Linked DNA regions of Homo sapiens: region 2 is linked to region 1. The links are chromatin contacts, found by Hi-C or POLR2A ChIA-PET in ENCODE. All regions are on one chromosome and are shown on one strand. The core of a region is the stretch at or near the end of the contact, and the rest is flanking DNA. Distances in the headings are between cores, read along the strand shown. Region 1 has its middle 42 kb from the start of SLC29A4. Region 2 holds the start of SLC29A4 (solute carrier family 29 member 4).

Region 1 (6,604 bases), core at 1,721-4,220:
CTGTGCTGATTTCTGTTTCTGTTACAGCTTCTGCTTCTGATTTTATTTTTTTTTTCTTTGAGATGGGAGTCTCGCTCTGTAGCCCAGGCTGGAGTGCAATGACATGATCTTGGGTCACTGCAACCTCCACCTCTCAGGTTCAAGCAGTTCTCCTGCCTCAGCCTCTGGAGTAGCTGGGATTACAGGTGCGCACCACCAAGCCTGGATAATTTTGCATGTTTCTGTAGAGACGAGGTTCCACCATGTTTCCAAGGCTGTTCTCAAACTCCTGGCCTCGGCCGGGCGCGGTGGCTCACGCCTGTAATCCCAGCACTTTGGGAGGCTGAAGTGGGCGGATCACCTGAGGTCAGGAGTTCGAGACCAGCCTGGCCAATATGGTGAAACCCCGTCTCTACTAAAAAAGAAAAAAAAATTAGCCTGGCTTGGTGGTGCGCCCCTGTAGTCCCAGCTACTCGGGAGGCTGAGGCAGAAGAATCACTTGAACCTGCGAGACGGAGGTTGCAGTGAGCCAAGATCACGCCACTGCACTCCAGGCTGGGCGACAGAGCAAGACTCTGTCACAAAAAACAAACAAACAAACAAACAAAAAAACCTCCTGACCTCAGGTGATCCACCCGACTCGACCTCCCAAAGTGTTGAGATTACGGGCGTGAGCCACTGCGCCCGGCCCTGTTGCTGCTTTTAGAAGTGGCTTTTTCTTCCTGTGCGACATTACTTTTTAGTGGGTCAGCGCAGAAATGTGCTTGGGCTCCCTGCGACGGCGAAGCACCTTTCCTCAAGGGAATCTGAAGACTTTTCCCTGCCTTTCCTCTCCCTCGGGGAGGTCCCCTCAGCGCCCTCCTCTTGACCTTCCCTGGTGCGTTTAGTGCTGAGCCTGTGCCTGAGCCTGGGGACCTGGGAGAGTTCGGACCGAAGTCCACCGAGGGCCGCAGAACGGCAGGGTTGGGGAACTGGCTCCCTGGCGCGCACAGCTCTGTCTGCAGGGCGCGGATCTGCGCTCGGTGTGAGGAGGCACGGTGCATGTTAAGTCGAGAAACTTCTAAACTCCGCCACCAGCTTTGGAAATAACAGCTGGGATTTTCTGCTTAAACCAGCATCCCAGAGCACACGGGTACTAACTAGCAGAAGCCCTAAGTAAAATGAAACGGGCTCTGAAGGAAGTCCTGGAGCCTCCTGCCCGCCTGCCCTCGCCATTCATTCAGTCCTGCAGTGACTCTGAGGAATGGCGTGGGCGGGAGGACAAGTCACCTTTAAAGCCAAGCACCCGGTGGGCGCAGAGGGTCCCGCCTGGAATCCCAGCACTTCGGGAGGCTGATGCGGGCGGATCACGAGGTCAGGAGTTCGAGACCAGCCTGGCCAAAATGGTGAAACCCCGTCTCTACTAAAAATACAAAAAATTGCCTGAGCGCGGTGGCTCACGCCTGGAATCGCAGCACTTTGGTAGGCCGAGGCAGGCAGATCACAAGGTCAGGAGTTCGAGACCAGCCTGGCCAACGTGGTGAAACCCCATCTCTACTAAAAATATAAAAAAATTGGCTGAGCGTGGTGGCGCGTGCCTGTAATCCCAGCAACTCGGGAGGCCGAGGCAGGAGAATCGCTTGAACCCGGGAGGCGGAGGTTGCAGTGAGCCGAGATGGCGCCACCGCACTCCAGCCTGGACGACAGAGTGAGACTCTGTCTCAAAAATAAATAAATAAATAAATAAATAATGCAGATATCTTTAGAAATATAAAATAGTATCCTAGGGGCCAGGCACAGTGGCTCACACCTGTAATCCCAGCACTTTGAGAGCCCGAGGTGAGAGGATTGCTTGAGGCTGGGAGTTGAAGACCAGCCTGGGCAACAGAGCAAGACCCCCGTCTTTACGAAAAATTAAAAAATTAGCCAGGTGTGGCCGGGCATGGTGGGTCACGCCTGTAATCCCAGCACTTTGGAGGCCGAGGCAGGAGAATCACAAGGTCAGGAGATCAAGACCATCCCAGCTAACACGGTAAAACCCCCTCTCTACTAAAAATACAAAAACTTAGGCGGGCGTGGTGGCGGGCGCCTGTAGTCCCAGCTACTCGGGAGGCTGAGCCAGGAGAATGGCGTGAACCCGGGAGGCGGAGCTTGCAGTGAGCCGAGATCGCGCCACTGCACTCCAGCCTGGGCGACAGAGCGAGACTCCAGCTCAAAAAAAAAAAAAAAAAAAAAAAAAAAAATTAGCCAGGTGGGCTGATATGCCCAGCTACTCAGGAGGCTGAGACAGGAAGATCACTTGAGGCCAGGAGTTCGAGACCAGCCTGGGCAACAGTTTGAGACCCGCCGCAGCCTCTACCAAAAAAAAAAATAATAATATTCTAGTTTACAAGCATGCTACAGTTACAAACTCTTCCTTGGTAAGATTTTCCTCCCCAGAGCGCTGTTGTCAGACTCCTGGAGCTGCTGAGGCCCTGCAAGCTGGGTAGACAAGGGAGGCAGGCCGGGCCAGGTGAGCTCCCCTGCACCCCTCCCCGCCCCCGCCCTGCCTTTCCTGTGTTTCTCTGGACCCTAACGCTGCGAGACACAGACGGATAGACCATCAGGACCTCAGGAGCCGCCTGAGTCTCCTCCCAACCCCGAGCTCTGAGGAGGGTGGATGGTTTTCTTCACGGCCACTAGGTGGTGGAAGTCTCCCAACTGTGCAGACATCTGCGGGGCTGGTGGGTTGGCGAGCTGTGGGGGAGGGTGCCCTGGTCAGACTGTGTCCTTGGGGGCTGGGCGGTCGCACCCGGGAGCTTCGCCAATGTGCTAGTTTGAATGAACTCCCAATGCAAAAATGGCAAACAGAGGCCGTGGAGAAACCTGGCTTCCTCCGACAATGGGAATTTCACTCTGTTCTCGTTACCGCCTGTGGATGAATGTGGGTCTCGGAGGGCGCCTCTCCCTCCGGGGAGAGGGTGACCTTGCCACAGTGGGACTCCATTCCAGCGGCAGCTCCCTCCCCTGTCTGTAGCCCCACGGCCTCCTGGCCGCCTGCCTTCTTATTGGCCACCCCTCCCCTCTCAACGACCTGTTTCCTAATCATGCCATTCCCCCGCGGGAGAGCCGATTCATCACCATTTAAAATGGTGAATCGATAAAGCCGGTCAGGCCGGGCGAGGTGGCTCACGTCTGTAATCCCAGCACTTTGGGAGGCTGAGACAGGCGGATCACCTGAGGTCAGGAGTTTGAGGCCAGCCTGGCCAACATGGTGAAACCCCGTCTCTACTAAAAATACAAAAATTAGCTGGGCATGGTAGCGGGCGCCTGTAATCCCAGCTACTCAGGAGGCCGAGGCAGAACACTAACTTGAACCTGGGAGGCGGACGTTGCAGTGAGCCGAGATCGCGCCACTGCACTCCAGCCTGGGCGACAGAGTGAGAGTGCATGTCAAAAAAAAAAGAAAGAAAGAAAAAGAAAAAGCCAGTCAGATCTAGAGAGGGCGACCGGAGCATCACCCCCAGACGGCTTGACTCTGAGCTCCTGACCTCAGCCTTCAGACAGAGGCTCTCCCAACACACACACACATAGACACGTGCGCACACACACACACACACACACACACACACCCCGCACCAGCAAACGCTGTCTGCTCTGAAGCAGGCACTGTGTAGTCTGATATGTCCCCGGGGAAGGAGGGTGGCCAAGCACAGACAGCTCCCGAGAGAGCCTGAGGAGAGAGCTGCCCAGCACCTCAGGATGGAGAAAGTGCTAGAGAGGCCCTTGGCTTCCCTGCATCCCACGGAGATAACAGCAGGTACAGGGAGTGAGGTTCGAGAGCAGTGAGTGTAAACCATAAGGCTCTGCCTGGGCAATACATGGTCCTTTCTCTCTTTTTTTTCCCTCCCTTCCTTCCTTCCCTCCCTCCCTCCTTCCTTCCTTTTTTTTTTTTTTTTTTGAGATGGAGTTTCACTCTGTCACCCATGCTGGAGTGCAGTGGTACAATCTCAGCTCACCGCAACCTCCGCCTCCCAGGTTCAAGCGATTCTCCTGCCTCAGCCTCCCGAGTATCTGGGATTACAGGCACGTGCCACCACGCCTGGGTAATTTTTGTACTTTTAGTAGAGATGAGGTTTCGCCATGTTGGCCAGGCTGGTCTCGAACTCCTGACCTTAGGTGATCCGCCTGCCTCGGCCTCCCAAAGTGCTGGGATTACAGGCATGAGCCGCTGCACCCAGCCTCATTCTTTCTTTTTTCTTTTAGAGTTCGGGTCTCACTCTGTCACCCAGGCTGGAGTGCAGTGGTGGGATCACAGCTCACTGCAGCCTCAACCTCCTGGGCTCAAGTGATCCTCCCACCTCAGTCTCCCAAGTAGCTGGGACTCCTGGTGCCCACTACTATGCCTTTTTGTAGAGGCAGGTTCTCGGTACATTGCCCAGGCTGGTCTTAAACTCCTGGGCTCAAGCAGTCCTCCTACCTCAGTTTCCCAAAGTGCTGGGAATACAGTCATGAGGCACCACACGCAGCCACCTACTCATTCTAAGACCATTCCTTCCCTGTGGTGGTGTTTATGAAATTGGAGTGTTAGGGGCGGGGCACGGTGGCTCACGCCTGTAATCCCAGCACTTTGGAAGGCCAAGGCAGGTGGATCATTCGAGGCCAGGAGTTCGAGGCCAGCCTGGCCAACATGGCAAAGCCCCGTCTCCTTTAAAAAATACAAAAATTAACCAGGCTTGGTGGTGCGTGCCTGTACTCCCAGCTACTCAGGAGGCTGAGGCACGAGAATCGCTTCAACCCAGGAAGCGGAGATTGCAGCGAGTTAAGATCGCACCCCTACACTCCAGCCTGGGTAACAGAGTGAGACTCTGTCAGAAAGAAAGAAAGAAAGAGAGAGAGAGGGAGGGAGGGAGGGAGGGAAAGAAAGAGAGAGAGAGAAAGATAGAAAGAAAGGAAGGAAGGAAAAGAAAGAGAGAGAGAAAGAAAGAAAGAATGAAAGAAAGGAAGGAAGGAAAGAAGGAAGGAAGGGAAAGAAAGAGAGAAAGAAAGGAAGGAAGGAAGGAAGGAAGGAAAAGAAAGAGAGAGAAAGAAAGGAAGGAAGGGAAAGAAAGAGAGAGAGAAAGAAAGAAAGGAAGGAAGGGAAAGAGAGAGAAAGAAAGAAAGGAAGGAAGGAAGGGAAAGAAAGAGAGAAAGCAAGCAAGCAAGCAAGCAAGCAAGAAAGAAAGAAAGAAAGAAAGAAAGAAAGAAAGAAAGAAAGAAAGAAAGAAAATTGGAGTGTTTCACAGCCCAGGGTCATTAATTTGGCCACCTGTCCCCTGGAAATCCGTAACTAAGTGACACCTTAGAATGAAAGAAACGCCTCATGGTGTGCACAGTGACCCATTGGCTTCAGGGCACTTTGCTCACAAAACACCCCTCCCCAAATAGAAGACTCTCCTGGGCAAGGTAACTCATCCCAGCTGGTGGCACAGGGCAGGACAGGGTTCAGTTGCTCCTGGCAGAGGCTGAGGGAACAGGGCCGGGGGAGGCCCCTGCTGTCCTTGTCTGAAGAGCCAGGATCTGCATAGCTCCCCACCCTCAGCCACCCCACCCTGGCTTCCCTGGGCCCCTTCTGAGATGCAGAGATGCGTTCTGGGATTGGCCACCATCCACCCCCAAGCCCAGACCATGGCACCATGCCCCAGGCTGCCTGCGGCCCTCTTCTTGACAGACTCGCAGTCAGGTCCCTGCAGCCTCCTTGGTGCTGACAAATGGCCCCCAGGAGGGTCCCTGGCCACTGCCCCAGAACCCACCATGGGCCCCGCGTCCTGGCCGCTGGCCAGCTCTGTCATTTATGTCCTTCTTGACCTTCGTGGGAGCGCCCAGGCTGCTCCATTCTGTCCTGAAACCTACACCAATGCAGAACGTCACTGTGGTTGGCAAAGTCACTCTGTTTGCTTCAGGTGGGCACCGCAGGCAGGGCTGAGGGCTGTGGCTGCCGTGTTGCCGGCAAAGGAGAAAAACCCGCAATTTGTTCAGACGAGCTCCTTTGCTTAAGGCTCTGGGGAGCATCTTTTCTGGTTATTTTCAGCTTTCTGCTCCTTTTGAGGAAGTTCAAGGGATCAGCTCCTGTCCCCACCCCCTGACTCCAGGGGTCAGACTGTGTCAGTGTTCTGGGGGTCCCTCTTAAGGAGGCACCCCAAATCTGGAAGAACCTCTGGGCTCCTAGAAAGATGAAGACACGTAGAGCTGTGCCCATCACTGGGCAGTTTCCATCAGAGAGGGCTTTGGGGCTTCGGAGCACGGGTCCCTCCCCAGGCCCTGTCCTCCAGAAGGATTTGGATGGGGTCATCGGAGAGAGAGAGCTCGTCCTACATGGCAGCAAGTGGCTCTTTTCACAAACTGTCCCTGCCCCTAGCTGGGCATAGTGGCACGCACCTGTAGTCCCAGCTACTGGGGAGGCTGAGATGGGAGGATCACTTGAGCCCAGGGTCTCGATCAAGGCTGCAGTGAGCTATGATCGCACCACCACATTCCAACCTGGGGGATAGAGTGAGACCCTGTCTCAAAAACAACAACAACAACAAAACAACAAAAACCAGTCTCTAGCCAGGCACAGGGGCTTACACCTGTGTAATCCCAGCACTTTGGGAGGCCAAGGTGGGTGGATCATCTGAGGTCAGGAGTT
Region 2 (7,126 bases), core at 3,252-5,751, 42 kb after region 1:
CTTTCTTTTTTTTTTGAGACGGAGTCTCACTCTGTCTCCCAGGCTGGAGTGCAATGGTAAGATCTCAGCTCAGTGCAACCTCCGCCTCCCAGGTTCAAGCAATTCTCCTGCCTCAGCCTCCCAAGCAGCTGGGATCACAGGCATGCACCACCACGCCCAGCTAATTTTTGTATTTTTAGTAGAGACGGGGTTTCACCGTGTTGCCCAGGCTGGTCTCAAACTCCTGAGCTCAAAGTGATCCGCCCTCCTTGGCCTCCCAAAGTGCTGGGATTGCAGGCGTGAGCCACTGCGCCCAGCAGGAAAGTAGAAATTCTTTAACCAATTTCCCCATGCCCTTTCCATTGTTCTATTTAGATTTCTTTCTTTCTGATAACAGCTTTTCTGCTTATTTATAGTTTACCAGAAAATCATTTTACCCAGTTTTTTCCTTTTTTGTTTTTTTTTTTTTGTTTTTGGCACACAGCGGAAGGTATCTTTTGTGTTTCCCTTTGCTGTTTCTGTATCCCCTAACGCTGTCATGCTGCCAGCTTTCCATATTATTCTAAATCTTCCTAACCGCATAGCCTGGTGGTGACTTCAGATTTCTCTGCAGGGTTACATATTATTTCACTGATTTCTCTGGGTTTTTCAAATATAACAATCATGTCATCTGTTCCCCATGGCGGGTAACGTAAATCGGGGACTCGTCTTGGCCAAGGGGACTATTTGCAGTGTTTGGCTCTTATGACGAACGTCTTTGTATATAAAAACTTTTCTGCATTTAGAAATATTTCCTCAGGCCAGATTTTTCTGGACCAAAAGGTAAGCATGTCTTTTAAGCCAGTTTATGTTCCAAAAGGGTTGGTCCCATTTTCAGTCCCACCAGCAACCCAGCAATGGGGAGATCTGGAAAAAAAAAAAAAAGAAAAAGAAAAGCCTTGTGGCGGGCGCGGTGGCTCATGCCTGTAATCCCAGCACTTTGGGAGGCCAAGGCAGGCAGATCACCTGAGGTCAGGAGTTTGAGACCAGTGGTGAAACCCTGTCTCTACTAAAAATACAAAAATTAACTAGGCGTGGTGGTGGGTGCCTGTAATCCCAGCTACGTGGGAGGCTGAGGCAGGAGAATCGCTTGAACTGGGGAGGCAGAGATTGCAGTGAGCTAAGATCGCACCACTGCACTCCAGCCTGGGTGACAGAGCGAGACTCTGTCTCAAAAAAAAAAGCATTGCTCCAAGGATTCCAACCCCTCACCATGGCCAACAAGACCCCCCTTGGCTGTTTCCCTTCTCCAACCTCACCTCCCTTCTCCCCGCTGTCCCTGTTCCCACAACAGTGGCCCTCCTGTTCTTGAATTAAATGAGCTGTTTCCAGACTCAGCACTTTGCATTGGCTGTTCCCTGTGCTGGGAACACCCTTCCCACTAACATTTCCATCATTCAAATCTCTCAGTTCAGATATCGCTTTCTCAGACCACCTGGATACCAAAGCCCAGCCCTGTCCCCTAGTCACGTGCTGGTGCCTGCTCCACCCCCATCTAGTCTTCCAAGCATTTGATGCTTCCGAAATTACTGTACCTGTTTATTGCCAGCACCCACCAGTTAAGTGCAACTCCAGGGGAGCAGGGACCCCTTGATGCGTCCCCTGCCTCTAGAAAATGTCTCACATGCACCTAATAATGTTTTTATTATTGATTTACTTATTTATTTTTAGAGACAGGGCTTTGCTCTATTGTCCAGGCTGGGGGGCAGTGGCACAATGATAGCTCACTGCAGCCTCCACCTCCCAGGCTAACACAATCCTCCCGCCTCAGCCTCCCGAGTAGCTGGGATTACAGGCACACACCACCATGCCCAGCTTATTTTCGCTTTTTTTTTTTTTTTTTTTTTTCTTGGTAGAGATAGAGTCTCTATGTTGCCCAGGCTGGTCTCAAACTCCTGGGCTCAAGCCATCCTCTCGCCTTGGCCTCTCAAAGTGCTGGGATTATAGGCGTGAGCCGCTGCACCTGGCCCACCAAATAATTCTTATCTGGAAACCCCACCCCCACATCCAGGACAAGGCAGGGATCCCCGTTGAAAGCTCTAGGCTTATGGGAAGCACTGGAGCTTGTGAACTTTATTTTTATTTTATTTTATTTTATTTTTTCCAGATGGAGTTTTGCTCTTGTCACCCAGGTTGGAGTGCAGTGGAGCCATCTCGACTCACTGCAACCTCTGCCTCCTGGGTTCAATCAATTCTCCCGCCTCAGCCTCCTGGGTAGCTGGGATTACAGGCGCCCACCACCACGCCCAGCTAATTTTTGTATATTTAGTAGAGACGGGGTTTCACCACGTTGGCCAGGCTGGTCTCGGGCTCCTGACCTCAGGTGATCCGCCCACCTTGGCCTCCCAATGTGCTGGGATTATAGGTGTGAGCCACTGCGCCCAGCCGTCATGAACTTTAAGATTAACTAGTTGGAGCAATGGACTGGGCCCCCCTGCAGCAGCACCCCCAACCTCCGCCCAGACAGCAGCAGAGGAAGGAGAGGGGTGTCCCGCCCTAAGAGTGCGTCAGCAGCCCCCGCCACCAGGTGATTCCATTCACCTGGGAGAAAACGGAGGCTCCCAGGTGAATGGAGTCACCTCACTCAACACTTCCTTATTCAGCTCCCAATGCAGTCTGCCCTTCAAGCAAATATTTGGCTCCTGCTGTATGCCAGCCCCTGTATGCCTCACTGCGCACTGAGGATCCAAAGAGAACGAAAGCAGGTCTCTACTTTCAGGGGGCTCCCAGTCCTTTAGAAGGGATGGGCAAGGCCTGGAGCAAAGGTGCTGACCCCATTGGTGGCGGGGCAGAAGAAACCGTGGGGGCTCCCTGGAGCGCTGACAACGGAGATGTTGCTTAAGGGGGAGAAGGAGCTGATCTGGTGGAAAGTGAAGGAAGGGCCTCAGGTAGGAGCCTGGTGGGGGCCTGGGCAGGCGCCTGTATCCATCCCACCTGGTGGCTCAGACCCGGAGGGTCTCTCCTGATTCCCATAGACAGGCCCCCACAGAGACCCAGGACAGGTGTGATTCCCACCTGGTTCCTGATTTCACCTCGAGGCTGGACCCTTCTCCCAGCCAGTAACACTCCCAGTCCCCCAGGGCTGGCTGATGTCCTATACCTGGGTCCCCTGGGCTCTGCTCAGTCTGTCCTAGAGCCAGGCTACAGGTGAGTAGAGGGAGAATAGGGCGGGGTCATGATTCCATTCACCTGGGAGAAAAACGGAGGCTCCCAGGCAAAGGGAGTCATGGGAAGCAACCTAGCCAGTTCTGATCCCAAGCTGGGAGGAGAAAGGGAGCGGGTCGAGGTAGGAACCAAGTGAGGGCAGGGCATGACTGAGGGTCGGCCACAGCCCCCACTCCTGGCTGGACTTGCTCTCCGCCCCTTCTCCAGCAGGTGAACTCCTACCCGTCCTTCGAAACTTTCAATCTGGTCACCCAGTGGCCTCGTGACTGAACCTACCCACCCACTGGCGGCGTTGCTGGCCTCCCAGGCGAGTGGATCTGTTGAGGGGGAGCAGCCTGGGCACCAAGGCTGAGGGGTGGGCAGCGGGGGTGGTGGGCTGGGTCAGCCGCAGGTCACCCGGCCCTCCCGGGGCCACCATGCCGCACCCTGGTGTGTTGGGGATCCTGATTTCAGCCTCAGCCTGGGCCTGGCGCCTGCACAGCCCAGCTGGATGGAAGGGTGGGGGGAGGGAGAAAGGAAGAAAGGAGATGGGAGCAGAGGGGAGGAGGGGGAAGATGGGGGAGAGGGGAGGGAAGAGGAAGGGGAAGGAGAGGGAGGGAGGAGGGGGAGAAAAGAGGAGGATGGAGGAGGAGTGGGGATGGTAGAAGGGAGGAGGGAGGGAAGACAGAGGGAGGACTGAGTAGGAGAATGGGGAAAGCGGAGGAGGGAGGGAGAGGGAGGAGGGGAGAGACAGGAAGGGAGGAAGAGTGAGGAGGAGAAAGGGAGGAGGGTGGAGGGGAGGGGAGAAGGGAGGAGAGCAGGAGGAGGGTAATGGAGGACTTTGGAGGAGGGGAGGGGTGGGAGGAGGGAAGGGGAGGGAAGAGAAAGGGGGAGGAGTGGGAGGGAGGAGGAGAGAAAGGGAAGGGGAAGAGAGGAGGAGTGGGGAGAATGGAGAGGAAGGGGAGAGGAGAGAGAAGAGGTGGGAGGTGGAGGAAGAGGGAGGGGAAGAGGAGGAATGGGGAGGAGGGAGAGAGGAGGTAGAAGGGGAGGGAGGAGGAGGGAGAGGGGGAAGAGAGGAGGAGGAATGGGGAGGAGGAAGAAGGGGAGGGAGAGGGAGGAGAAGAGAGGAATGGAGAGGGAGGGAAAGAGAGGAGGAATGGGGAGGAGGGGGAGGGAGGAGAGGAGGGTGAAGGGAGGAGGGAAGAGGGTGAGGAAGGGGGAGGGGAGGGGGAGGGAGGAGAGAGGAGCGAGAGGGAAGAGGGAGGAGGAGGGGGGAGGAGGAGGGAGGGGCGGGGCCGGGCGCGGGGGGCGGGCAGAGGCGGGGCGTGGTGGCCTGGGCTGTGCTCGTCGCCGCGCTCGTGGACCGGGGCCGGGCGGACTCGGGGACCGGCGGAGGACGCCGGGCGCGCCCGGCCCGAGGCTGGGGGAGCGGGGCGGCGTGGCGGGCGCGCCGAGGACCCCAGGCCGGGCCGGGCCGAGGTAAGCGGTGGCCGCGGGACGCGGGGAGACGCCGGCGGGGACCTGTCGGAGCCTTTGTCTGCGGCGCGCGCGGCTTCCCCCGCCCCCTCCCGCCCGCCCGGGCGCTGCCCCCTCTCCCCAGCCCGCCCCTGTCCCGGGAACCCGAGGCCACCCCGGCCGCGTCCTGAGCGGCCCAGCCCCCCGCGCCCGGCGACAAGCGCGGACCCGGACCCCTGGGCCCTCGCCATGGAGGGGGTCGGCGCCACCGCCTCCCTGAGCACCGCGCGGGGGTCCTCCCGCACGAAGTTCCTCCCCGGACCCCCCCGCGCCACCCCATCGCTCCCCTGCCCCCGCCGGCCCCTTCCTCGTTCTCGGAAAAAGCGGCCGGGAGAGGCGGGGCCTGGGCTCCGGGGTCACCTCGGGACGGCCCAGGGGGTCTGTCCTTTGCCTGGGGGCGCAGGTCCGCGAGCCAACTTTGCGGCTGATGAGGCCGGACAGGCGGCAGAAAGGCGCGGCGACCCGGGCCGGGGAGGGCGGTGGGCCCGGGGGGCCAGCCTGTGGCCCCTGCATGCATCGGTCCCCGGGGGGCTGCAGAAAGGGGGTGGCCGGAGGGGCTTGTAACCCACCCCCACAGGAGTTGGAGCAGCTTAGACCGCTGGGCTGCGGAAAGGGCAGCAGAGGCATCGTTAGCCCCGGTTAACGGGGACCAGGGGTGTACCAGGCATCAACTAACCAGGGCTGGTGACTGAGCCGGGAGTGCGAGCCCAGGCCCGCTTTCCAAGTGGAATTCGGTTCCCCTGGTCCTTCCTGGCTGGCCGGAGGAGCGCGGCCCCCGAGTGAGGCCAGACTGGCTTTGGGGTCCCGACGCCCAGCGCTTCCAGCTGCCCTGGGCCACTGTGCACTTCAGGCCCAGTGGAAATGGGAGGAGCCGGAGGGGGTCACTGGGCCAGGCTCCAGTCTGAGCTGCACGACCCCCCCCCCCACCCCCGACTTGGCCTCTCTGTGCCTCAGTCGCCCTCCCTGCAAAGTGGTGAGGGGCCTTGGCCAGAAGCAGTGGCTCACTCCTGTAATCTTGGTTCTGGGAGGCCGGGGCTGAGGGATCACCTGAGGCCAGGAGTTCAAGGCCAGCTTGGGCAACAGAGCAAGACCCCACCTCTACAAAAATAGAAATTAAAAAAATTAATAAATGGGGGAGAGCGGTGGGAGCCCTGCCTTGCCCATAGCAGTGTTAAGTGGCAGCTTGTGCAACTGTTGAATGCCTACTGTGTGCAGCTGAGCCTACCCCACCAGCCACCCACCCAGTCCCTGTTTGTGACGTACTCTCACCCTCTTCTTCCTCTACTGAGTTGTGAGGTGGGGAAACTGAGGCCTGAGGGGTGGCCTCAAGGCCAAAAAAATGACCTGTGTCTTCTCAAGGGCCCCCTGGGTCAGGCATCAAGGGGTCACGGCAGCGCAGAGTGGAGGAGCAGGGCCAAGCCCTGTAAACACTGGAGTTATTAAGCCAGTGTGCATGTCGTTAAATTTTAACTAAGGGGGGACAGGGCAGGAGGCCCTGGGTTGCCTTCCCTGGGGCGCAGTAGGCTTGGATGTGGGGGGCCGGGAAGGACAGAGTTGGAGGCCTGTGGCCCAGGAAAGGTGGGGGAGAGCGGCTGCAGCAGGGTCCCCACCCCCTCCACCATGGGGACAGTGGCTGGCCAAGCCGGGCAGTGTGGGTGGCAGCTGCCCACTTTGCCGACTAAGCCAGAGGGGACAGCAGCCGCCTCCTGGCTGGATGCCAAGCACGTCCGCCTTCCTGGGTGGCGTGGCCTCCGGGCAAGGCAGAAACCTCGGCTTTCTGGCCAGGAGTGTTCAGGGCACTGCACGTCCAGGGAAGCATCTTGGGGGCTCTTGCTGAACACAGACCAGGCCTTTCTGGGTTCAGATGTCCTCCTGGGCTGGGCTGGCATCCTGAGCAGGTGGCAGGAGGAGCATTTGATTGTTGTAGACTGTCACCCTGACACCATCCCCTTTCCTGGCTCTGCAGGCTGAAGAAGGGCCCCGGGGTCTCTAAGCCTTTGCTGACTCTCTGGCGCCTCCCAACGACTCTTGAGCTCAGGCTCCTGTGTCCACTTCACAGGGGAGACAGGTGTGCGGAGCCCGCCCAGAGCCACCCTCGTTCAAGCCCAGCCCAGCTCTGCTCTAAGCCCTGCTCGGCCGCCACCCCACCCCACCCCCAACCCCCCAGCTCCAGATGTGGCAGGACGGCCAGGGCTGACGAGGGGCAGTCAGGGGAGCCTTGAGCCTAGAAGGGGAGACACGCTGGGCTTCTCAGCCCCCAGAAGTCCGGGACCGCCTCTCCCCTGGTAGTGGGTACCAATTACCTGCGTTGGCCCCCAGCTGTCAGGGGCTGAATCTCCCCAGCCCCCAAGACCTGGAAATGGGAAGGCTCTGGCTTCAAAGCCCCAGTGAGGCCCCAGGCCCCCTTTTAGGCCCCAGTTAAAATTCTGTAGTGAGCTAGAAGAGGGGG

Evidence for each region. A loop is a pair of places that touch in the nucleus more often than their neighbours do. ChIA-PET counts read pairs that join two places held with the same protein, here RNA polymerase II (POLR2A). Pooled maps may share reads with other maps.
Region 2: a map of dorsolateral prefrontal cortex shows a loop between it and region 1 (2.5-fold over the local background). The contact joins the promoter of SLC29A4 here to the enhancer-like site in region 1. A Hi-C loop is called at or near these places in 15 of 168 maps with a recorded cell type or tissue (Caco-2, HCT116, HepG2 and 10 more), 28 of 37 single-sample maps with no recorded cell type and 22 of 50 pooled maps. POLR2A ChIA-PET finds 5 or more read pairs at or near these places in 13 of 52 experiments (CD8-positive, alpha-beta memory T cell, H1, HCT116 and 8 more).

Annotation. Positions count from the first base shown.
Region 1 is chr7:5,237,728-5,244,331 of GRCh38, forward strand. No RefSeq gene overlaps it. Among named protein-coding and RNA genes, the nearest start is that of SLC29A4, 42 kb to the right of the region's middle. RefSeq lists enhancers at 2,491-2,785, 3,259-3,348. Within about 2 kb of position 2,971, at least 9 of the 41 ENCODE cell types and tissues checked have a DNase peak (open chromatin) inside an H3K27ac peak, as active enhancers do; they include dorsolateral prefrontal cortex, where a contact is called at or near this core.
Region 2 is chr7:5,278,442-5,285,567 of GRCh38, forward strand. SLC29A4 (solute carrier family 29 member 4) reads left to right here and starts at 4,502. Exons shown (of 11, transcript NM_153247.4): 1 at 4,502-4,641. RefSeq lists silencers at 4,427-4,576, 6,497-6,791 and enhancers at 5,376-5,941, 5,942-6,508.